Regions from separate parts of the Homo sapiens genome. Here all the other regions are linked to region 2. Evidence: read pairs that join two places in POLR2A ChIA-PET (ENCODE). Cell type or tissue: A673. All regions are shown on one strand. Links, peaks and the distances in the headings refer to the core of each region. The heading gives the core; the rest is flanking DNA.

Region 1 (8,506 bases), core at 94-8,093, 260 kb before region 2:
TTCACTATGTTGGCCAGACTGGTCTCGAACTCCTGACCTCGTGATCCGCCTGCCTCGGCCTCCCAAAGTACTGAGATTACAGGCATGAGCCACCGTGCCCGGCAACAATATTCTCTTGATATAAATATTTTCCATTAATCACTAAATTGGTGTAAAAACATAGGTTTTAATAGCATTTATACATAGCTTTGTCCTGAAAAATTTAAGGTAGAATTTTTACATCTGTGTGTTGTAGAAGCTAATGAAAGATATGTATAAGCAATTTCATGAAATATGTTTTTAAAATTCTTATCTCTGTCTCTGATTTTTAAAATTAGAAACTTAACAAAACTCTGTTAAGTACTAACTTTCTGTGTATTCAGACATCCTTTTTAATAATACCTGTGTTGGCCGGGCGTGGTGGCTCACGCCTGTAATCCCAGAACTTTGGGAGGCCGAGGCGGGTGGATCACGAGGTCAGGAGATCGAGACCATCCTGGCTAACACGGTGAAACCCCGTCTCTACTAAAAATACAAAAAAAAATTAGCCGGGTGTGGTGGCAGGCGCCTGTAGTCCCAGCTACTGGGGAGGCTGAGGCAGGAGAATGGTGTAAATCCGGGAGGCAGAGCTTGCAGTGAGCCGATATCGCGCCACTGCACTCCAGCCTGGGCAACAGAGCGAGACCATCTCAAAAAAAAAAAAAATAATAATAATACCTGTGTTTTTCTGTGTTGATGGATGGGTAGTTACATATTCTGCCTTTCCACTTAACCTTATCTAAATGTTGACACAGTTTGTTTTAATAATACCAAAAAACAAATAAAAAACCCCCACAACCCTGGAGAAGTCCATGTTATCACATAGTATCAACATTACTTTGGTGATTGTAATCATTGGCTATTGTAAAGAATGCTGCTGTGAATATCTTGATACAGATTACTTTCTTTTATATTTAGTTTGGGGGGAGAAATATCTTCTGGAGGATTTATTACAAAAGCAGAATTTCACATTCAAAAAAGCTGTGTAGCTTTTGTTATGTATTCTCTCTCTACTTTCTGGAAATGTGGAGCCAATATCTGGTGATACCTACAATACTTACCTACTTGTTTACCAACGTTGTTCGTCAACCTTAGCATGCGTAATTAATATTTATTTTGCTAGTTTAATGAGTATATCATTGGTAAAACATTTGTAGTTTTAATCAGTAGAACATTTGTGTGTTTTTTTTAACGTAAGTTTTGTTGGTGAAGTTTCTTATTGAAGTGTTTACTGAGTGGAATCTGAGCAATATCTTTATATATTTAACCATTTGATTACTTTGCATAACAGCTTTATTATACTGTTGCAAATTTTTCTACTCTTTTTTATTTTGGTATTTATTTTACCTATGTAGAGATTTAAAATAAAATATATTTATCTGTTTTTATTATAACCTATATATCTTTCTTAGTCATATTATGTTATTCTTCCAAAACTATAATTTTTTTCAAGTCTGTCTTTTTGTTTGTTTGTTTTAGATTATTTTTAAAAAAACATAGAGACGGGGTCTTGCTATGTTTTCCAGGCTGGTCTTGAACTCCTGGGCTCAAGCAGCCCATCTGTCTCAGGCTCTCAAAGTGCTGGGTTTACAAGTAGGAGCCACTGCTTCTCCTTTCTTTTTGAAAAAAATATTAACTTACTTACATTTTATTAAATGGTATTGTGAAGTTATGAGTCCAACTTTAGTTTACTTATTTAGAATAATTCTGTTTTTTTCATCGTAAGAAATTAGTTTTTTAGGCCGGGTGTGTGTGGTGGCTCACATCTGTGAGCACTTTGGGAGGCCGAAGCAGGCAGATTACCTGATGTCAAGAGTTCGAGACCAGCCTGGGCAACATAGTGAAACCCTGTCTCTACTAAAAATACAAAAATTAGTCAGACATGGTGGCAGACGCCTGTAATCCCAGCTACTTGGGAGGCTGAGGCAGGAGAATCGCTTGAACCTGGAAGGCGGAGGTTGCAGTGAGCCAAGATCGCGCCACTGCACTCCAGCCTGGGTGACAGAGCGAGACTCCATCTCCAAAAAAAAAGAAATTAGTTTATGACAAAACCTCTACATTTTCATTTTACAAGTTTACAGATTTCATTTTAATTATTCGAGCCTCTTAATATTTTAGAATATAATCATTCTGGTCTTTTCATTCATTCCTTTGTTTTTTTAAAAAAAGTGATGATATCCTGTGGATTTTTTTTTAATGTTTTATTTTTTACATTTTAGACAGAATCTTGCCCTGTTGCCCAGGCTGGGTTGTAGTGGCATGATCATAACTCACTGCAGCCTCAAACTTCTGGGCTCAAGTGATCTTCCTGCCTTAGCCTCTTGAGTAGCTAGGACTACATGTGCACTCTACTATGCCTGGTTTATTTTTATTTTTTGTGGAGACACAATCTGTCTGTGTTACCCAGGCTGGTCTTGAACTCCTGCCCTCAAGTGATCCTCCTGCGTTGGCCTCCCAAAGTGCTGGAATTACAGGTGTGAGCCACCATGCCTGGCTACTATGGATGGGTTTAATACCTGCCTTTGTACTTAGTGGTTTGTGAATATCTTCCTATGTCATTTAGTATTTTTCTATAACATTTTGATAGGCTGCATTGTGATCTAGTGGATCCTTAGATATACCATGACTGACCTAGCTAAACTCTCAGTTTTACATATACTTTTATAAATTGTACTATAATTAGAGTCTTTGTAGTTGTATCATTATACATATTTGTTAATATTTTCTTCAGGTATATTTCCACAAATGAAATTAGTTAGCAGTCTTTTCATATCAAAAAAAAAAGGAAGACAGGCTGATACGTTGTAGAACTCTGGATGCTAGGTGTCAAAAGACTTGTAGTTTGGCCATTTATTGCCCACGTAACTTAGGACAAGCCATTTTGGCTTAGGATAAAACCTTTAGTGATTGTATTACTGATTCAAAAAAATGCTTATGTAATCTAAACAACTATTATGATTCAAAAAATGGCCAAAGTTTTGATGCAGACACACATGTCTTATATATGTGTGAAGAATTTGAATAAAATTGTTCTATGAAATGTGAGATGAAGCAATTTTTCTGAACCAATAGGTTATAGGTCATTTTTTGTTTGTTTGTTTTTTGAGATGGGGTCTTGCTCTGTCACCCAGGCTGGAGTGCATTGGTGATCTCAGCTCACTTCAACCTGCACTTCCCAGGCTCAAGCATTCCTTCCATCACCATGCCTGGCTCGTTTTTTTTTTGTTTGTTTGGTTTTTTTTTTTTTTTTTTTTGATAGAGATGGGGTTTTGCCATGTTGCCTAGGCTGGTCTCAAACTCCTGGGCTCAAGTGATCCTCCCACTTCTCAAATTGCTGGAATTACACACGTGAGCTATCGCGCCTGGCCTGGAGGCTGTTTTAATCAAGACCTGAGATGATAAGACCTGAACTAAGGCAGTAATAGTAGTTGGGATGAAAAGAGGGTATAGAATTTAAAAATTGGACTGAAATACATTTAGGTTCATGAAGGTAGGTGAGTGTAGATGGGAATAAGCTAGGAAATGATAAGAATTAAGAAATGAGGGGTTTATACCTCCAGCAGAATTTCATTGCCTAATGGTTCATGCCTGTAATCCCAGCACTTCGGGAGGCCAAGGCCGGCGGATCACTTGAGCTCAGGAGTTTGAGACCAGCCTGGCCAACATGATGAAACCCTTTCTCTACTAAAAATACAAATATTAGCTGGGTGTGGTGGTGGACGCTTGTAATTCCAGCTATGGAGGCTGAAGCAGGAGAATCGCTTGAACCCAGGAGGCAGAGGTTGCAGTGAGCTAAGATTGCACCACTGCGAGCACTGCACTCCAGCCTGGGCGACAGAGTGAGACTCCATCTCAAAAAAAAAAAAAAAATCTCAGGAGGAAATTTCCTCTGAAGAGGTTTATTGGTAATCAGTTACTTGTGATTGACTAGAATTTAGGGAAATGGCCTTACCTAAATTTCATTTTTATTACAACTTAGAGAATTTCTCTTTTATTAGTTATGGCATCTTTTCTTTTTTTGTTTTTTAGAAACACAGTGTTGCTCTGTTGCCCAGGCTGGAGCACAGTGGGACCATGTCGGCTCACTGCAACCTCTGCTTTCTGGGTTCAAGTGATTCTCCTGCCTCAGCCTCCTGAGTAGCTGGGATTACAGGCACCTGCCATCATGCCCGGCTAATTTTTGTATTTCTGGTATAGATGGGGTTTCACCATGTTGGCCAGGCTGGTCTCAAACTCCTGACCTCAAATGATCCTCCCGCCCCGGCCTCCCAAAGTGCTGGGATTATAGGCATGAGCCACCATGCCCAGCCTTAGTTATGGCATCTTAAACAGCAATCAATAACATTTTTTTGTTTGTTTGTTTTTGAGACAGGGTCTTGCTCTGTTGCCCAGGCTGGAGTGCAGTGGTGTGATCACCGCTCACTGCAGCTTCAGCCACCTGGGCTTAAGCAGTCCTCTCACCTTGGCCTCCCAAAGAGCTGGGATTACAGGTCCTAAAGTGTTGGGATTACAGATGTGAGCCGCTGTGCTAGCTGAATGCAGGTTGTTAGTGTGCAGAGCTTTGCCTGTTTCATACACATTGGGTGAATAAGCTATTCATATTTTTCTCCATTCATATTTTCAAATTTACAAGAAGAAAAAATAAGCCAGGCGCAGTGGCGCATGCCTGTAATCCTAGCACTTTGGGAGGCACAGTTGGGAGGATTGCTTGAGGCCAGGAGTTTGAGACAGCTTGAGCAACATAGGGCAACCCTGCCTCTACAAAAAAATAAAATAAAAAAACTAGCTGGGCATGTTGGCACGTGCTCATGATCCTAGCTACTTGGGAGCCCAAGGCAGGAGGATCACTTGAACCTGGGAGGTTTAGGCTGCAGTGAGCTGTGGTGTTACCACTGTACTCCAGCCTGAATGTCAGAATGAGACCCATCTTTAAAAAAATAAAAAAAAAAAATTAGTTTCTTCCATTTTTTTGTAGATTACATTAATCAGAATTTCCTTTTGTTTTTGGCAGTACAGAAAAAAAACATTGAATAAGTATTCTTAAGCTCTTCAGAGTCTGAATCCATCTGTCTTCACTTTTATTGTTCCTTTCTCTAACATCCTGGATACAGAGATGAACCTGACTCAGAGAGCAAGCTTTTGGGCTCTAAGCAGTGATGTTTCCTTGTTCTTTGTTGTCTGTAATTAAAACTTCTGGTTAGATCAGTGTGTTTATAACATGTTATTTGAGATGTGTGGTATTTTTAATCTTCAGATTTCAGTCTTCTTAGGGAATGTGCAATGCTAGTAGAAGATATTGAAAATGAGAATGAAATCACTCCTTGTTACTTTAAATCCACCTTTTCAAATATTTTAATTTATATCTTACACAAATTATAGTTAAAATAGAAACCTTATATAAAAAGATAATAGATTATGCTTTTTTTTTTTTAACAGAAAGTGATAACAGAATTCATTGAAGTGGAGAATTTTTAAAGAAGGTAACAAAAAGAGAAAGAAAATGCCGAAACCAGTAAGTGTATTTTATTACATTTGACAGTGTCTCAATAATAAGATATCATTAAATTCGTTTTGGAACAAGACAAAGAATGTTGGTAGAGTTGTTGGAAGAAAAAGGCACTGATACTACTGTTATTTCTCTTTAGATTAATGTGGCCAAATTAATTAGAAACACAGTGTTGCTCTGTTGCCCAGGCTGGAGCGCAGTGGGACCATGTCGGCTCACTGCAACCTCTCCTTTCTGGGTTCAAGTGATTCTCCTGCCTCAGCCTCCTGAGTAGCTGGGATTACAGGCACCTGCCATCATGCCCGGCTAATTTTTGTATTTCTGGTATAGATGGGGTTTCACCATGTTGGCCAGACCATAATACTATGGTATTATGTGGTCATGAGTTCTAAGGTCAAACTGTCTTAGTTGTTACCTTGGTTCTGCCACCAATCTGGGTGACCTTTGTTAATTTAGCTCAATCTGTCCAATTTTTAATTTCCTTGCATATAAAATGGGATATAATTAGTTACCCAAGGGAGTATGGTAAGGGTTAGAAGAATCTGATATATATTTAGTGCCCAGTAAATGGTAACATTGTTAAATGGGAGGAAATAATGAGAGGTCAGGAAGATCTATGCATTTTAGTTTTCTCATAATTGTAGTTTAGATGCAAGTGTTACCCATACTGATATTATATAGTCTTAGATTTTTTTTATTTAAGGGTACACATGTGATTATTTTACTTAGTTTTATAGTTATTTGGTTCTTCTTGACTAAGGATTCCTTTATTCTTAAGGTGTAAATGTTCTTTTCTTAATCTAATAAAGTGAGTTGTTTTTTTTTTTTGAATGTTTCTTTTGGCCAATTATAATTTTAAAGAAAGTCATTAGTTATCATTTTTGGGATTTTCTAGCACGGATAACACTTCAGAATGACTTAAAGACTCAGCAGGTCGCAAAGTATGCATTGTTAGAGGGAGAGAAGAATTAAAAAAAGGCATAAAGATCAAAAAGAAAATTTCCTATTTGCAGATGACATGATTGTTTCTGTAGAAAATCCTCATAAATCTATAAAACAATACTAGAACCAATAACTGAATTTAGCAAGATTGCCAGATGCAAGATTGTATTAAAAAAAAATCAATGGCCTTTTTTATATAAAACTAGTTTGGTTATTTAGTTATTAAAAAACATGACACACTTAGTAATAAATGTACAGATGCTGTGCAAGATCTCTACACTGAAAACCAGCTATGAGAAATTAAAGATTTAAATACATAGAGAACTATAAAATATGTATAGAGATCTTTATAAGATGTCAGTTCTCCATAAAAGTGTTCGTAAATGAAATTCAGTTCCAATCAGTTGAATCCAGGCAGTCTTCTTTGATTAAAATTGACTAGCTGATTCTAAAATATATTAATATATGGATATGCCAAAATGTGTACAGAGTAGCTAAAGCAATTAAAAAAAAAAGAAAACTTACACTCCTGGATTTCAAGGTTTATTCTTAAGCCACTAAAATAAGACATTGAGGTATTGGTGAAAGAATAAATTAATAGGATCGGTGAAATGAAAATACACCAACACACATATACACATATGTATTCATTAGATTTTTGACAAGGGTGTCACACAATTTACTGGAGAACTATAATTATTTTCAACAAATGGTATTGGCACAAAGGGTTATCCATACAGAAAAACATGAACATTGACTGTTGTCTCACAATTTACAAACATAAACTCAATGGATTATAGACCTACATGCAAAAGCTCAAACTGTAAAACATCTAGAAGAAAACATAGGAAAAAATTTTTGTGATCTTAGAGTAGGCGAAAATTTGTTATGTAATACACAGAAAATTTGAACCATTAAGAAAAAGTTGGACTTAATCAAAATTAAAAACTTTTGCTCTTGAAAGACAGCAATAAAAACATATAAAGGCAAGACAGTGGGAGAAAATAATTGCCATATAAAGTTCTTTTACAGTTGAATAATAACACAACTCAGATTTTTTTTTTTTTTAGTGGACAAAATATTTGAGCAGATATTTCACAAAAGAAGCTATATTAAAGACTGGTAGGCCGGGCATGGTAAATCACGCCTGTAATCCCAGTACTTTGGGAGACTGAGGCGGGAGTATCACTTGAAGTCAGGAGTTCGAGACCAGCCTGGCCAACATGGTGAAACCCCATCTCTACTGAAAGTACAAAAATTAGCCAGGCATTGTGGCACATTCCTGTAATCCCAGCTACTTGGGAGGCTGAGGCAGGAGAATCGCTTGAATCCAGGAGGCGAAGGTTGCAGTGAGCCAAGATCGCACCACTGCACTTCAACCTGGGTGACAGAGTGAGGCTTGTCTCAAAAAAACAAAACAAAAAATAACAACAAAAAAAAGACTGGTAATAATCCAGTGTAGATATGGATGTGGAGCAGCTGCGACTTTATTGTATTTTTGTTAGGAATGTGAACGTTTACAGCTACTTTGGAAAACTCTTTGCCAGTATAATTGAGTGGAGAGTGTTTATTGTTCCTTAAAGAGTCAAAATTATATGCAGTTGGATATCAATTGTGTGTTGTTGATTCATTAAAGATTCTGGAAGTATAGAACTTGCCTTGTGGAGAAAACACTCTTGAAGCTAGATAAGTTTCAGAATGTGGAAGTTTTTGGATTTTAGAAAGATGAATATACGATATATTATGTGCATATGTCATTATAACATGAAACTCCCATCAAGGTCTATGGCATCACCTCTAAAACATTTGTATTTCTATAGTTTAATGAGTGAATAGTCACGTGAAGTGGAATAAATTAATTCACTACAAGTGATAGTCTTATATCACTTCATGTCAGATTTTTCCTCAAAATTAACTCATCTTCAGGTTTCCGTGCTTTTAGGATGTCAAAATTATGGAATAGGAACTGTGGATCCATATTTACAATACCCACAAAGCCATAATGATCTAGGAGAAAATACCTAACAAATGAGTAAACTG
Region 2 (8,506 bases), core at 415-8,414:
CCAAATCATGTTGAAAAATACAGCATTAAAGCTCTGTGAAAGGAAAACTAATTTGAGTTCCTTCTCAGCTGGAACCTATTTGTACTATTTTGGGTACAAAAGACTCTCAATTACTTTCCCCTTCATTGGGACTTTTCTGATTTAGCATGTGACCTCCTCTCAATTGGTGGTTAAACATGGGTGACCATGCATTCATCATTTAAACCAAAGCACTTCTGAGTTCCAGCCCGTGACTTGAGCCTGAGAACAGTTCCTCTTTGTGTTATGTGTTCAACAAATGAAAGGGGAATCACAAGCCCTACTTCCTCTAGAACAGAGGATTGGAAGGGTGAGCTTACTAATATGTAGTTTACATTACACGTTGGGGTTGAAAACCTCAGTCCAGTTGCTATGCAATTGGGCTTTGGAATGGAAGAAAGCAACATGTGGAGGTGTCCATTTTATTTTTCCATGGAAAAATAATTCATTTTGAAATGGTTTCAAGCTTAAACAGAACATTTGCAAGTACAAAGATCTCCCAGGCTCCTCTCATCCAGTTCCTCAACTGTTAATATTTCACTGCATTCCCCTCCCCCTTTCTCTGTTGTATAATTTATAAAGAGGAGGGGAAAGTCCACTCTTGTTCCTAATACCATGGGTGCAGTATCAGCAGGAGGACTTGGCAAACAACCCAACAAGAAGGGCTGGAAATTGGAGAACAAAAGTATTTTCATAGGCAAATTCCATATGCTGGGCATTGTGCTAGTTCCTTTGCAAGCATTACTTCTTTAAGTCCCTGGAAGAATCCATTGAAGATTATGATCATTCGCACTCTACAGATGAGACAACTGGTGCTCAAAGGGATTAGAAACTTGCCCAAGGTCACAAGGCCAGAAAAGTGATGCACTTGTGTGTACCATTTTAAAGCTTCTCTTTCCATGACAGCTTGCCTTGTCACTGTAAAAAGAACATTCAATTGGGAATAAAAGGGTCCAGCCCAGTTCTAAATCCATGTTATCTTCAGCAAGCAACTTACGTTTATAGAGATTCAGTTCTTTCAACTGTAGAATGAGGGAGGCTGCACTAAATTAGCCTTAAGATTTCTTCCAGCTCAAAACTGAATAATTTAATAAGTGCCATATTTTTGCCAGGCTCACTGACAAAAGTACATTGAATATATTAGTGTCTACTGTAGGAATAGGAGACATAGAGCTTAGGACTTAGAGCTTATTTAATTCAGCAGCGAACTAGTTAATTTCTTCTATCTGTTGGGTTGTCCATTTGGATAGACATTTAAATGGTTGTCTATTTAAAGCATCTACCTGTCCTTGACCTTTTGCTACCTTTTGCCCTACCCTATAGCAGTTGAGTGTTCACTCCTCACATCCTAGGAGTTGGGATAATTCTGAGGGATAGAGGTGCCTCTGCTGGGGAAATTGAAGGAGTAGACTTAAATCCAATTGATTTTGAAATCATCCTTGGTTTGAAATCATCCTTGGGAACCTAGTAGTCACTCTGTGTACAAGTTTCTATCTTCAAAGAGTTCTATATTATTCGAAGAGTACTATATTAAAAACACCCTCTTCCTAAATATTTGGCTGTCATTCAGGAACTGGAGTATGTATACCCACAGAGTTATGCAATGGTGCTTCAAGAGGCCCCCTCAAACAAGTTATATGATAAATACAGCTCTTGAAGGGCAGGTCCCAGAGTTTCAAAAAATTTTATGTAAATATAAATGTATATTTATATATTACAAAATATGATATATAATAAAAAATATATATACATATATATTTGTATTTATTTATGGAATGCCATGGCACAATCATGGTTCACTGAAGCCTCAAACTCCTGGGCTCAAGTGATCCTCCCACCTCAGCTTCCTTAGTAGCTGGGACTACAGGTGCATGCCACCACCCCTGACTATAATCAGGGGTCATGTTTACACCTCCTCAAGGGTCGGAAATGATACTCAATGCCTGTAATCCCAGAACTTTGAGAGGCTGAGGCCGGAGGATTGCTTAAAGCCAGGAGTTTGAGACCAGCTTGGGGAACAAAGCAAGAAACTGTCTCAAAACACAAAAAAATTAAAAAATTAGCCAGGTGTGGTGGTATGCGCCACCCGCCCTCCCAGCTACTCAGGAAGCTGAGGTGGGAAAATTGCTTGAGGCCAGAAGTTTGAGGCTTCAGCAAATCATGATTGTGCCACTGCACTCAAGCCTGGGCAACAGAGCGAGACCCTATCTATATTTTTTAAGAATCTATATCTATATCCTATCTATATCTGTCTATCTCAAAAGGCAGATAAATATAAAAACTAAAATAAACACTACTGTCTTATGAAGCAGAATTTAAAAGTGTCATGATTTTTTAATGTAAAATCTAAGAACTCCCAACAATCTTACTGTTGCCATGAATTCTTTTGTCTCCAGGGATCTGGAAGTAATAATTCTTTTTCTTCTGTCATTAAGGATCCTAGAGTGAGAAGGTTTGAGAGGCAGTGATATTTTAAAAGTATGACATAGTGCCTAGTATTATGTGTTCAAAATAAAGCCATTATTGTTGCCATTGTCATATCTAGCTCAATTCTCTTTTGATACAATTTGCTAACACTGCCTCTTAGTTTTCCCATATTGTTTTATTTCTTTCCAACAGGAATCAATTCAGCATTTGATACCCAGTGAAGACAGAGCCAACCCTCTCTCATTTTTTTTCTGAATCTGTCCATTGGTTCTGAATCCCATAGGTTCCAAATCAACAATTTGGGAAGATGGTAACTCTAAGGTCATCAAAACACGACAAACATGTGACAGCAGCTAATCTGTACTTTCTATGCCTTCTGAGACTTTTTCCTTCTGATTACATATTCTTAGTTTCTTAAGCTCTTCTTTAGATATTATGATGTTTAGATTCTCTCACCGTACTGGTCCCGTCTTCAAAAGTTACTCTGGTTTATCTATATCTCTTTCAAAGAACTGATTCAATAGTACTAAGAAAGTTTTTATTCCAGTTGTATGCCTTCTGTCAAAGGCTGATTAGCCTTGAGAGGGGCAGATAGAGAGAGGCACATGGAGAAATCATATGCATCTTACTGAATTTGCTTACTAGTAATAATTGGGAGGCCAGGCATGGTGGCTCACCCCTGTAATCCCAGCACTTTGGGAGGCTGAGGTGGGCAGATCACCTGAGGTCAGGAGTTCAAGACCAGCCTGGCCAACATTGTGAAACCCAGTCTCTACTAAAAATACAAAAATTAGCCAGATGTGGTGGCACACGCCTGTAGTCCCAGCTACGTGGAAGGCTAAGGCAGAAGAATCGCTTGAACCCAGGAGGTGGAGGTTGCAATGAGCTGAGATTACGACACTGCACTCCAGCCTGGGTGACAGAGCAAGACTCCATCTCAAAAAAAAAAAAAAAAATTGGGAAATGTAACCTAAACTATTAAATAGCTGAAGTTATTTGGCTGTCCAACAGTCATTTTTCCTCCCTCCTCCCTTCCTCCCTCTCTCCCTCCCTCCCCATCTCCTTCCCTCCCTCCCCACTTCCCTCCCCACTTCCCTCCCCACTTCCCTCCCTTCCTTCCTTCCTTCCTTCCTTCCTTCCTTCCTTCCTTCCTTCCTTCCTTCCTTCCTTCTTATCTGACTTCCTTTTAAGGAATTTTCTCTTTCCCACTGGGTATCATCAGTTGGGACTATAATCAGGGGTCCTGTTTACTCCTCCCCAGTGGTTGGAAATGATACAAGCTAAGCCAATCTGCTGTTCCCTCCTTGGAATTCAAATATTGAGCAGAAGAACAATGATGTTGACAATAATTGGATTCCCATCCCATCCTAGCAGGGCTCCTTGATCATACTGTTCTTGCTACAAGCCATTGTTGTTGTTCCTGGTTCTAGCCTTTCATTGCCTCTGTGAACCTCACATCCTTCTGATACATTTATTTTAAGATAGTTAAAGAGTGCTATCTATTGCTTACAAACAAATAGCCCTAACTAATGCAACTATTGTACATAGTGGTGTGCTTATCTACTGTATAAATACTTCTACAGTATATCTGCCTAATGGCTTCTACAATACTTATTCGTACAAGTTAAAAAAATTATAAGCAATCTCCTGCCTTTTGACTTGACCATAATGTGCCATCTGTCTTTATTTCTAGGAGGCTAAATCCATGTAGAGAAACCTGGACTTGTTTTCATCTTTCTCTCCTTCCTACCATATGATTTTATAATTTTTACTGAGGAAGTCAATTAAGAAAGCATCTAGTTTTGCCTGAACATAAAAGATTAGTGAAAATCCCACTTGTCTGCCTTTTATTTTTTACTTGTTTTGAGATGGGGTGTCACTCTGTCCCCCAGGCTGGAGTGCAGCGGTGCGATCACAGCTCACTGCAGCCTTGACCTCCCCAGGCTCAGGTGATCCTCCCACCTCAGTTTGTATTTTTAGTAGAGATGGGGTTTCACCATGTTGTCCAGGCTGGTCTCGAACTCCTGAGCTCAAACGATCCACCTGCCTCAGCCTCTCAAAGTGCTAGAATTACAGGCGTGAGCCACCACACTGGGCTTTGTCTGCCTTTTAAATGGGAAGAAGTCAGCTCAGTCATGGAGTCGCATGGGGCATGAGGCTTTATATTCTCTTCCAGGTAAAACTGGGGGAGTAGGAAGCATTTGCATCTGCCAAAATGTCAGTATTATACAATTAAGTCAGATTTCATCCTCTTACTGTGTTGAAAATGACAAAAGGAAAGCAGGTATTCTAGCATAAGATTAATATCAGTACCTGAGTGAAGATGAAGACTTCGTCAGCAGAGTGGCAAAGCAATGTGACACAAAAGGTTTAATGCTACAGTGAGGCAGCTAGTGTCTTGCTTGCCCTTGACTAAGCAATTCTCTCTGACATGTCTGGACTTATCTCCTGCAGCTCAGATTTTTGTTACTGAAGTTTCATATTCTTTTCTTACTGGTGAGATCTCAGCCAGATACTTGACTGGGAATACCAGATACTTCCTCTGAGAAGTAGATGCTGAGAAGAGATGGCAGTGCAAGAAGTTTCTTGGAGGAGGGGGTGACATCTGTGAAAGCAAAAATGGCAAGGAAGCATTATTGAACAGGAGAAGCCTTCAGACTGCAATGCTGATCTGTCTCCTGTGGAAGGAAAGGGGAGATGGAGCAGGATCACGTGGGGAGAGCCTGGGGCCGCTGTGCCCCTCTGATGGTCTCTGCCAAGCCAACAAGGAGCTCCAGAGTGAAGACTCCTGTTAGAGATGTCCTGCTTTTAGCAGGCTTCCTCATATAATCATTGGTGGGAAACTGACCAAGAAGAACATGGCCTCAGTTCAAAATTTGCAGATTCTGAAGGCACAGATAAAGGCTGAAGCTGTTGAACTCCTTGCAGCTGAATGGAGACCCAAGCAGCATACTCTCTTGGCTGCCACTTTGTCCTTCTGAATTGCATCTTAAATTTATTCATGGCCTAATTGCTCAGTGCATAGACTCTGGAGCTAGACAGAATCCCAGTCTGAATCCCAGCTCCAACACTTGCTCACTGTGTGACCTTAGAAAATCTAGTAAACCTATGTGCTTCATACTCCTCCTCTTTAAAGTGGAGACAAAATCAGTTATAACCTTATAGAATTACTGTAGAGCACTTAGAAAAATGCTTGACACAAGGTTTATGCAAAATATGTATTTGCTATTATTATTTATCCATTAAATGTTCACTATGTGTCAATCCCCCTTGACCTGTCTTGTAGGAACATTTGGACTGCCCACTTAGAATTAGCTCAGTTATCTGTGAAGCAACAATTAACAACCTACTTTTTATTGAAAGTATATCTTTTTTATTTATTTTTTGAGACAGAGTCCTACTCTCCCGCCCAGGTTGGAGTGCAGTGGCGTGATCGTGGCTCATTGCAACTTCTGCCACCTGGGTTCAAGCAGTTCTCGTGCCTCAGCTTCCTGACATAGCTAGGATTACAGGCATGCACCACCAGGCCCAGCTAATTTTCATAATTTTAGCAGAGATGGGGTTTCGCCATATTGGCCAGGCTGGTCTCAAACTCCTGGCCTCAAACAATCTGCCCACCTCAGCCTCCCAAAATGCTGGGATTACAGGCATGAGCCACCACACTCGGCCTATTGAAAGTATGTCTGAAAGAACGAGAGACACCAGCAAATGCCCTGATTACTAATCAGTATCAGTGCCGTGATCAAGGTCTCAAGTTATGTCTTGCATACAGACTTTGTTATTTCTGGTTTGTATTTTTCTTTGATTATTTCATTTTTCCTTAAGAGATTAGTGTTGACCTCAGGGGCTAACTGCAAAGTGGCAGCCTCTCAGCTTTAACTGTTAGGCTTCCATTTATTTACACATTGAAGTGGAACAAAGGAGCACTTTCTCCAAACTGTCTTACAAGTGGGAGAAAACAATCTCATGTATGGTACTTTAGGAACTATGGAGAAAGAACTTCCTTGAAAAAAGTCCCCTGGGCTAGGCAAGGTGGCTCACGCATGTAATCCCAGCACTTTGGGAGGCCAAGGCAGGTGGATCACCTGAGGTCAGGAGTTTTTAGACCAGCCTGGCCAACATGGTGAAACCCAGTCTCTAATTAAAAAAAAAATAAAAAAAATTAGCCAGACATGGTGGTGGGCGCCTGTAATTCCAGCTATTTAGGAGGCTGAGGCAGGAGAATCCCTTGAACCCGGGAGGCAGAGGTTGCAGTGAGCCAAGATTGCACCATTTCACTCCAGCCTGGGCAACAAGAGCGAAACTCCATCTCAAAAAAAAAAAAAAAAAAAAAAAAAAGAAGTCCCCAAATGCTACCAGGGAGATCATTTTCTTTATTAGCAAACACATGCATAGTACTTAGAGGTCCCAGGTTTTACTCTAAGTGCTCTATAAATATCAATTAATTTAATCCTTACAACTATTCTATGATGTAAGTACTTGATGTAAGTGCTATCAATACCTTCATCTCATAGCTGTGTTTTTTGTTTGTTTGTTTGTTCTATAGGTTTAGGGGATAAGTGCCGTTGTGTTACATGCATACATTGCATAGTGGTGAAGTGTGGGCTTTCAGTGCACCCACCACTTGAATAGGGGACATTATTAAAACTCAGAGATGTTAAATAACTTCTGCCCAAGGACAGCAGCCAGTGGGAAGTAGAGTTGGAATTTGAATACAAACAGAGTTTGTGTCTCCAAGGTTTGTGCTCTTCACCACCACACATCATGCCTCCTAAGTAAGTTCTCTCCTTTAAAATGCATTCTTTGCTTTTCATCACTATATTGCCAGGATGCATTGGAGCATACATCTCTGAAAAGAAGGTTATAATTTACTCGGGGTCTAAGGTTCCATCTAGCTTGCTTGGTAGAGGAGCCCTTAAATTGCGGTTCTGAGTTTATGTTACTTTGGGACTTTCAATTTGGAAATTTACATTGGAGCCCACCTGAACTGGTAGTGGTTCCTTGGTTCCAATTTGTCAAATGCCTGGCAAAACACAGACGTTGCCAAACCTTAAGCACATCTGAGGGCAATAAAAATGATCACTAGTTGTATCAGTTTGTTCTCATGCTGCTGCAAAGAACTGCCCATGACTGGATAATTTATAAAGGAAAGAGGTTTAATTGAGTCACAGTTCTGGAGGCCTGGGGAGGCCTCAGGAAACTTACAATCATGATGGGAGGGGAAGCAAACATGTCCTTCTTCAAATGGCAACAATAAAGAGAAGTGCTGAGCAAAATGAAGAAAGCCCCTTATAAAACCACAAGATCTCGTGAGAACTCACTCACTATTATGAGAACAGCATGGGGGAACCACCCCCATGATTCAATTACCTCCTGCTGGGTCCCGTCCTTGACATGTGGGGATTATTGCAATTCAAGGTGAGATTTGGGTGGGAACACAGAGTCAAACCATATCGCTAGTTGACAAGGTGATAATAGTGGTAGAAAATTTTGGATTTAGAAGCCTCACTTTGCCCTAGGTTTGTTGTTGCTGTAAGTTATATGCTCAAAACATCTTTTTGGTTTTCTGGGTATAATTCCTATTTTTTGGTGTGCTCATTTGTGTGTGCGTTTTCTGTGTTTCACCTTTCATACACAGATGGAATCACTGGCAAACTGCAATATAGCAAAATCAAAGCATTTTATTTCCATATCTGTCATGATATTACATGGCTGTCATGATTTATAGTAGATTTTCAGAAAGCAAAGCCTTCGTTTAAGAAGAAGAAAAAGCAGGAAGACATTTAGAAATCCCTACAAAGAGAAGAAAAGAGTCCTAAAACTCAGTATCACTGAACTGAGAGACAATCTGAATTCTAACCCCAGCTCTTCCATAAATTTGTTGTATGGCCTCGGGCAAGAAAACATTTAATTTCTCTGGGCCTTAGTTTATAATTTTGATGATAATTTCAATCTCATTAATATGTAGAATTTTGGGGAAAGGGTGATGGCATACTATTCTGGAGGGGAAAAATAAAGAATGATTGATTCCATTCCCCCCTACTCATTGTAAAGTTGTGTA
Region 3 (8,506 bases), core at 83-8,082, 340 kb before region 2:
CAAGTAGCTGGGATTACAGGCAGCTGCCAGAACATGGTATCTTTTAACAGCTTGTTTATTCTGCAATCCTGACCCATTAAAGGCTTCTTAAGCCCTGGATAATTGAAGGTGGTATGGGCTTCAGTCTTATCTGGCTCTCAAGTATTTCTAATATCACCAACCCCTTTGATTTCTTAACTGTGGAATGAAAATAATGACAGAAACTTTAGGCATCTCATTATATGACTATCGAGGGAGAGGTTTGGGAGTGAAGGATCCTTTTAATACTCCTCAAATCCAGAAATTATTTACTACCAAGTTAATAAAACTATTTCAGGACCTTCCTCCCATCCACCCCACCCCACCCATTTGTATTAATCCCTTTCAAAACCTTATAACTAATTGTGAATTCATCATTTCATATTTTTAGAAGGCCCACAACACTAGATCCACCATTGCCAAAGCACACCAAAATACTCTTTGACAACTTTGTAAACATCCATGCTCTGAAAGGTATGGGGGGAATATCTGTAAGCTCCCCACTGAACTAAAGTTCTCCAGGCCAGGGACCAAGCTTCCCACACTTTTCTAACCCTGTTGCCTAGTACATGTCTGGCACACTTCAGGCATTCGAAAACATTTGTAGGACTGTTGAACAGAAGTAACTATTCATGGATAGGTAAAAGCCTCCCTAAGTGTTTTCTTATTCATGGGATAGTTGAGAGTAAATTCTTATAGAGCTGTGTCTGGTGGCTAGCAGAAAGGCTATACCTACTCAAATCAACAGGCCGCACAGAAAAGTCTCCTTGTCCCCAGAAGGGCCCTCGGGAGTGACTGGAGAGCAGATCCCGCCAGGTCACCACAGTGCTACACTTCAGGTTGGCTCTGTGCCCGGCTGAGGAAAAGGAATCTCTCTCCCCTCCTTGAAAACATGCCTCAGCATATTTATCTGTGAAACAGAGAAGAAAACAAATATGGTATGTGATTTACAAATTCGCTCAAACAGGAATGCAAACTGGTGTGAGACACCAAATGAGAAGAGTGAGAATTTAAATGCCAGTGCCCTGTGATGCAACAATTCCCCCTCTGGGTGTACACCCCAAAAAATGGAAACAGGGGCCGGGCACGGTGGCTCACGCCTGTAATCCCAGCACTTTGGGAGGCCAAAGCGGGTGGATCATGAGGTCAGAAGATTGAGATCATCCTGGCCAACTCGGTGAAACCCTGTCTCTACTAAAAAATACAAAAAATTAGCCGGGCCTGGTGGTGGGAGCCTGTAGTCCCAGCTACTCGGGAGGCTGAGGCAGGAAAATGGTGTGAGCTGGGGAGGCGGAGGTTGCAGTGAGCTGAGATCGTGCCACTGAACTCCAGCCTGGGCAACAGAGCGAGACTCCGTCTCAAAAAAAAAAGAAAAAAAGAAGCAGGGACTTGACCAAATATTTATACACCTGTATCATAACAGCCTTATTCATAACGGCCAAGAGCTGAAGCACCCCAAGTGCCTATGGACAGATAAGTGGATAAACAAAACATGGTGTACACATGCAGTGGAATATTCTTCAGTCTTAAAAAAGAATGACACACCTTTAATCCCAGCACTTTGAGAGGGCAAGATAGGTGGATCACTTGAGACCAGGAGTTTGAGACCAACCCAGGCAACATGGCGAAACTCCATCTCTACAAAAAATTAGCCAGGCGTGGTGGCATGTGTCTGTAGTCCCAGGTATTTGGGAGGCTGAGGTGGGAGGATCACTTGAGCCTGGGAAGTCAGGACTGCAATGAGCCATGATCACACCACTGCACTCCAGCCTGGGCAGCAGAGCAAGACCCTGTGCCCGGCCCAAAAGTATTTTTAATGTCACTGAACTGTACACTTAAAAAGAGTTAACATGGTAAATTTTATGTCTTGTGTATTTTACTATCTAAAAAAAAAGAACAGGCCGGGTAAAAAAACAGAACGCCTGTAATCCCAGCACTCTGGGAGGCCGAGACGGCGGATCACGAGGGCAGGAGATTGAGACCATCCTGGTTAACACCGTGAAACCCCGTCTCTACTAAAAATACAAAAAAATTAGCCAGGAGTGGTGGCGGGCGCCTGTAGTCCCAGCTACTTGGGAGGCTGAGGCAGGAGAACGGCGTGAACCCAGGAGGCAGAGCTTGTAGTGAGCCGAGATTGTGCCACTGCACTCCAGCCTGGACGACAGAGGGAGATTCCATTTCAAAAAAAAAAAAAAAAAAAAAAAGAAGCCAAAATAATACTATCCAGGTGGAACTAGGAAGTAAGGAATATTTCTCTATATTTTATGAATATAAAAATAAGAAGGAATTGAATATTTATTCCATAACTGCTCTGTAATATAAATATGAATTATTTGCAGATATTAATGATAATGCTAATATCTAATGAGGCCCATACTATGTGTCAGGTAATGTGCTAAGGGACTTATGTATACTATCTTAATATTCAAAACCATCCTATGAAGTAGGTACTATTATTATCTTCAATTTAAAATTCAGAAAATGGAGGTTTAGAAAACGTAAATCCTTTTCCCAAGACCACAGGTTAGTGAGTAGTAGAACTCAGATCTGGCCTCAGATTTCCTAGCTTTGAGCACCTTGCTCATTTCACATTTTGGGTTCTGTTTCTTACAATCAAAATGTTTGTGTTTTTTTGTTCTTGTTTGTTTTGTTTTTGTTTTTGTTTTTTTCCTTTTTGAGACAAGGTCTCGCTCTGTTGCCCAGGCCAGTGTGCAGTGTCGCCATCTTGGCTCACTGCAGCCTTGACCTCCTGGGCTCAAAAATCCTCCCACCTCAGCCTCCTGAGTAGCTGGGACTGCAGCAGCCATGCACTACCACACCTGGCTAATTTTGGGTTTTTTTTTTTTTTTTTTTAGAGATGGGATCTCACTATGTTGCCTAGGCTGGTCTTAAACTCCTGGACTCAAGCAATCCTCATGGCTTGGCCTTCCAAAATGCTGGGATTTCAGGCGTGAGCCACCACACCTGGCCTGTGGTTGTTTTTGTCTTAAGTTAAACACTTCTTTAAGGAATTTGTAAGGATGGGAATTTGAATTAGGAGACTCCAAATGGCATTTATGTGTCCAGAGGATATAAGAGTTGAACAGCAGCACTTCTTACAAAATTGTGCCTAAAACAATGCCTTGGCAAGCTGCCCCTCATATTCACTGAGGAACCGAGGTACTCAAGTCAAAATCCCAAGGTAAAGGGACTGGGAAGACACTAGCAACAGTGACCATGTCTTCCTTTTCAGGTACAGATAATTTTGTAAAATAATTCTAAAATGACACTGTAATTTTTTTTACTTTCAGACTTCATAGCTGTAATTTCTGACACATTGCTGAGTATTAATTTTTAAAATAAGCATAACCTGGGCAAAACATTGGAACCAACTGAGAGATCTAGTGATTGTATTCTGATAATTTATATTAATAGGAATCTGCCTTTCCCCCAAAGGATTAACTGGATGCATTACTGTATTTGCTTTTCACGTGTATGTGTATTGCGTGTGTGTGTGCGTGTGCTTGTGCATGTATGTGTACTGTGTGTGTGCGCTTGTACACAAAATGGTGGATGAGCACATGTATTTACCTCTTCTATCTTCCACATTCCCATAAAAGTGACAGAAAATATTCTTTAAAGAAAATGAGTGAATAACAGCAATAGGAAACAAGAAAGAGTGTCATCAGCACACAAGAGTTTTGGGAAATTTCTAAAAGATACAAAGCAGATGGATGAACTGATGAGAAACTGCAGGCCAGGGCACAGGAAATAAGTATGTGTCTTCCCAAGGGGGCCCAGAGAAACTCCTCACTTGGTCAACAATACAATGATGGGCCGTGCGGGCAATCAACAGTGGCCTCATTAAAGAACTGGATTCAGTGCCTTGGGACAGCTGGGCCCCTTTCCTGTGACCTGTGTAAACAAAGCTAGGCAGCTGAGACTTTTGGCCTCGGGCTACAAGCCAGGGCACTGCTTTTTAGAAAGAAAGGGCAGAGAGAGTGTTCCTCCGGAGGGTCTTGTAGCTTAAAAGGAGATAACTGAAGAAACTTTGAATCTCTACATTTATAAACTCAGAGGGGAAACAATCAAACTCAAAATGCGTCTCTACCTCCTCCTGGGGAAGCTCAGGTTCCCCAGCCTTCTTGCCTACTCTGCCCACAGGAAACCTACAGGGAAGCCTTCCTGTCCAAAAGTCCTGCCTACTTACACAGAACTCGTGCCAGTCATTCTATTCAGGGAAAACCTTCCTGGAGAAACAAACCTAAACAATTGAAGAGGAAACCCACACAAGCTGGTTGTGCTAAATTAAGGCATTTGTTTGGTTCTGAATTCATTCAAATGAATAGACAATAGAGAACACCACACTTCTCAGGAAAAACAATACAAAAGTGAAAGCTTTAGAAAACAAAACAACTGACCCAAAGGAAAAAGATAATCCAAGCAGGGGAAAATAATTAAAAAAAAAAAAAACCTAATTAACACACACACGAAATCAATCATATTCCAAACACCTAAATTAACAAATTAATAAAATTAGTATTTAAAACAATACTAGTAACAATGCTAATTAGGATAATCAGGAATTTATAGCGTACTACAATCTTAATTACAGTTTGCTATGACAAGTAGCAATCAGAGAACACAAAAGAGTTATTAGGAACTAAAAATAAACGTTTCAAAGGGATGACTAAACAATAATACAGACACAACCGAAGATCAATTTGATTACCTGAAAGATAAAGTAAAATGACAGAAAATATGAGAGAAAATTAAAATATGTAGAAGTTAACTCTGAGAAATCTAATACCTATAAAAATGTGGTTTTAGAATGTATTTAGGACTGTGGAGAAAAATAAATAATCCAGAAAATAAAATTTTCCTGTGCTAAAGAGTTTTTAGGACCAGGCATGGTGTCTCTCGCCTGTAATCCCAGAACTTTGGGACACCGAGGTGGGCAGATCACTTGAGGCCAGGAGTTCGAGACCAGCCTGGCCAACATGGCAACACCTCATCTCTACTAAAAACACAAAAATTAACTGGGTGTGGTGGCACACGCCTATAGTTCCAGCTACTCAGGAGGATGAGGCACAAGAATCGCTTGAACCCAGGAGATGGAGGCTGCAGTGAGCTGAGATCGCACCACTGCACTCCAGCCTGGGTGATAGAGCGAGACTTGGTCTCAAAAAAAGAAAAGAAAAAAGGTTTTAGATTGAAATCTCACCAATTTTTAAGCAAGGGGAGGAAAAATATGCATACACATCACACACATACACACACACACACACACACACACACACACACACAGAGCTAAAGATATCCTGGTAAGGCCAGGTGTGGTGGCTCACACCTGTAATCCTGGCACTTTGGGAAGCCAAGATGGGCAGATCACCCGAGGTCAAAAGTTCGAGATTAGCCTGGCCAGCGTGGCAAAACCCCATCTCTACTAAAAATACAAACATTGGCCAGACTCAGTAGCATGCACCTGTAATCCTGTAATCCTGTAATCCCAGCTACTCAGGAGGCTGAGGCAGGAGAATTGCTTGAACCCAGGAGGTAGAGGTTGCGGTGAGCTGGCATTGCACCACTGCACCCCAACTGGGCAACAGAGCGAGACTGTCTAAAAAAAAAAAAGGGCTGGGCGCAGTCGTTCACACCTGTAATCCCAGCACTTTGGGAGGCCAAGGTGGGCAGATCACAAGGTCATGTGTTCGAGACCAGCCTGGCCAACATGGTGAAACCCTGTCTCTACTAAAAATACAAAAATTAGCCGGGTGTGGTGGCACACACCTCTAATCCCAGCTACTCAGGAGGCTGAGGCAGGAGAATCACTTGGACCCGGGAGGCAGAGGTTGCAGTGAGCCAAGATCACGCCACTACATTCCAGCCTAGGCGACAGTGAGAGACTCTGTCTCAAAAAAAAAAAAAAAAAAGATATCCTGATAAAATTGTAGAATTCAGAATACGAAGAAAACCCTAGAAGGTAAAAAAAAAAAAAAGAAAGAAAACAATAATAAGATTGTCATCCAATTTCTTTTTTTTATAAGAAAATATTTTGAAGTCTTTATTCACAAAACCTTTAAAAACAAATAATACCCTCTGTTTTGCAAATAATGTTTTGTTTAAAAAGGACCACCCAGTTACAGCACTGTAATATCATGAATAAAGAATGTACAAGGGAGACAAACCAATGTGACTAACATTTGGAGATTTGCTAATATTACTGATTGAAGTGTAGGTAACACACATTATAACTTGTAGTCCATCATTTCAGGGTAGAGTTAATGATCACCAAAAAGTCTTCCTACACATGCTCTGGTCTGGTCACGTATTCTGCATTGCTTAAATATTTCACAGTCTCTTTTGTCTATATATAAAATAGATTTCAAAGATATACACAAAAAAAAACAAACATTACACTCCTCAGGTAATTTTATTAGCTCTATATATATATATATTGTTGCTTTGTACCAAATCTCTCCATTATTTACCTTTGTAGCAACTATGAAAGCGTAATTTTTGTCTTCTAATTTAATTTGGTACAAAATATACCTAAAGACTTGTAATCTTTGGATTTTAATAAAATTGATTTTTGTAACCAACAAATCAAGAGCATCATAAGAATGGCTACAAAATTTTAAAAAAGGGGTAAATGGTGATGGAATAAAAATAAGCAGATCAAGGGAAGTGTGCTATCATAAAATAACTGTAGCTTCAACATCTTGAGTACCAGTTTTCTGGCAGATACTAAACATCCAATCACAAGGGATTTTTCCTGAAGGGTATAAAGCTGATTTGAAAATTCTTCAGTCACAGAGCAGCCTACACATGCCAATTAGAAACTGGATTGTCATCCAATTTCTTTTCAGCAATACTAATCACTGGAAGATAATTAATTAATAAAACTAATATATATTGAGTGTATCGTGTGCTACACATTGTTCTATATCTTTGGGAGACATCAGTGATCAGTGAATCAAACAGACAAAAATCTTGCCTTCATGAATCTTACATTCTGTTGGCAGACAGCCTTCAAAGTTTTGAAGGGAAAAAAATAAATCTTGGAAATCTAAGCCTGGTCCAACTATCAATCAAATGTAAGGGCTAAATAAAGACATATTTAAACTGACAGGAATTCCGGAATATTACTTCTTATACAAATCAAAACAAAAATTCAAAGTATTCCAACAAAATACAAGCCAGGCATGGTGGTGCACCTGCAGTCCCAGCAACTTGGGAGGTTGAGGCATGAGGATTGCTTGAGTCCAGTTCAAAACTAGCAAATTAAAAGCCATCCAAGAAAGAAAACAAGAAACATACCATTTGAATGTAACCCGCAGGAAATGGAGAAAACCAGAAAAGAAGACAAAGAAGGAAAGTAGGAGGGAGGGAGGGAGGGAAGGAAAGTAGGAGGGAGGAGGGAAGGAAAATAGGAGGGAGGAAAGGAGGGAGGGAAGGAGGAGAGAAGGAAAATAGGAGGAAAGAAAGAAAGGAAGCTTCAAAGGGAGGAAGAGAGGGAGAGAAGGAAGGAAGGACCCATTAGACCTTGAAGGAAGGATCCATTAGACCTTGAAGCAAGGATCCATTAGACCTTGAAGCTTAGAAGAATCTCATCTGAGCTGGAAAATTTCCATTAAATAAGATTACTTTTGGCTGGGCATGATGGCTCACGCCTGCAGTTACAGCACTTTGGGAGGCCAAGGCGGGTGGATCACGAGGTCAGGAGATCGAGACCATCCTGGCTAACACAGTAAAACCCCGTCTCTACTAAAAATACAAAAAAAATTAGCTGGGCATGGTGGTGGGCGCCTGTAGTCTCAGCTACCCGGGAGGCTGAGGCAGGAGAATGGCATGAACCCGGGAGACGGAGCTTGCAGTGAGCCGAGATCGTGCCACTGCACTCCAGCCTGGGCTACAGAGAGAGTCTCGGTCTCAAAAAAAAAAAAAAAGATTATTTTTTCTTCCACATGGGGTTTATCCATACGAGTCAATTATAGAAAACCTATGTGCCTACCGCTGTGCTGAGTGAAGGATCACTTCCACTCAGGATTCTCATTTTTAATCCTCAGAAGACTTAATTATAATTACAGAGCAGAATGTAAACATAGTAAACCATGAATATACACACACACACACACACACAATTGAGAGGTGGACTCTCTTATATAAATGGGAATCAAAAGACTCTGTCTAAATAAATAAATTTAGAAATGGAAGTTTAGGTACATTATTTAAAGTTATAAATAATAATTTTAAATATAATTTTTAGAAAAATTAGGGCTGGGCGTGGTGGCTCACGCCTGTAATCCCAGCACTTTGGGAGGCCCAGGTGGGCGGATCACGAGGTCAGGGGTTCGAGACCAGCCTGACCAACATGGTGAAACTCCGTCTCTACTAAAAATACAAAAATTAGCCGGGCATAGTGGCACGCTCCTGTAATCCCAGCTACTCAGGAGGCTGAGGCAGGAGAATTACTTGAACCCAGGGGAGAGAGGAGGAGTTTGCAGTG

What was found. Peaks named below come from ENCODE experiments on the same cell type or tissue, not always from the same donor. Only the 100,000 strongest peaks of a DNase experiment are listed, where the experiment ranks them.
Region 1: POLR2A ChIA-PET joins it to region 2 with 15 read pairs; 2 of 35 experiments call an interaction of 5 or more read pairs at or near these places.
Region 3: POLR2A ChIA-PET joins it to region 2 with 14 read pairs; 3 of 35 experiments call an interaction of 5 or more read pairs at or near these places.

Annotation. Positions count from the first base shown.
Region 1 is chr11:110,276,705-110,285,210 of GRCh38, reverse strand. It overlaps RDX (radixin), which reads left to right. Exons shown (of 14, transcript NM_002906.4): 2 at 5,455-5,530. The coding sequence starts at 5,519. Among named protein-coding and RNA genes, the nearest start is that of RDX, 16 kb to the left of the region's middle. In A673, for the core only: no CTCF peak of the experiment used is centred there; no DNase peak of the experiment used is centred there; H3K27ac peaks cover 1,683 bases.
Region 2 is chr11:110,019,109-110,027,614 of GRCh38, reverse strand. No RefSeq gene overlaps it. Among named protein-coding and RNA genes, the nearest start is that of ZC3H12C, 70 kb to the left of the region's middle. RefSeq lists enhancers at 1-86, 4,888-4,947, 4,357-5,556. In A673, for the core only: no CTCF peak of the experiment used is centred there; a DNase peak (open chromatin) is centred at 3,714; H3K27ac peaks cover 2,963 bases.
Region 3 is chr11:110,358,783-110,367,288 of GRCh38, reverse strand. It overlaps LINC02732 (long intergenic non-protein coding RNA 2732), which reads right to left. Exons shown (of 4, transcript NR_135100.2): 2 at 755-928. Among named protein-coding and RNA genes, the nearest start is that of LINC02732, 7.9 kb to the right of the region's middle. RefSeq lists an enhancer at 3,510-4,031 and a silencer at 4,091-4,385. In A673, for the core only: no CTCF peak of the experiment used is centred there; a DNase peak (open chromatin) is centred at 4,188; H3K4me3 peaks cover 1,332 bases; H3K27ac peaks cover 5,459 bases.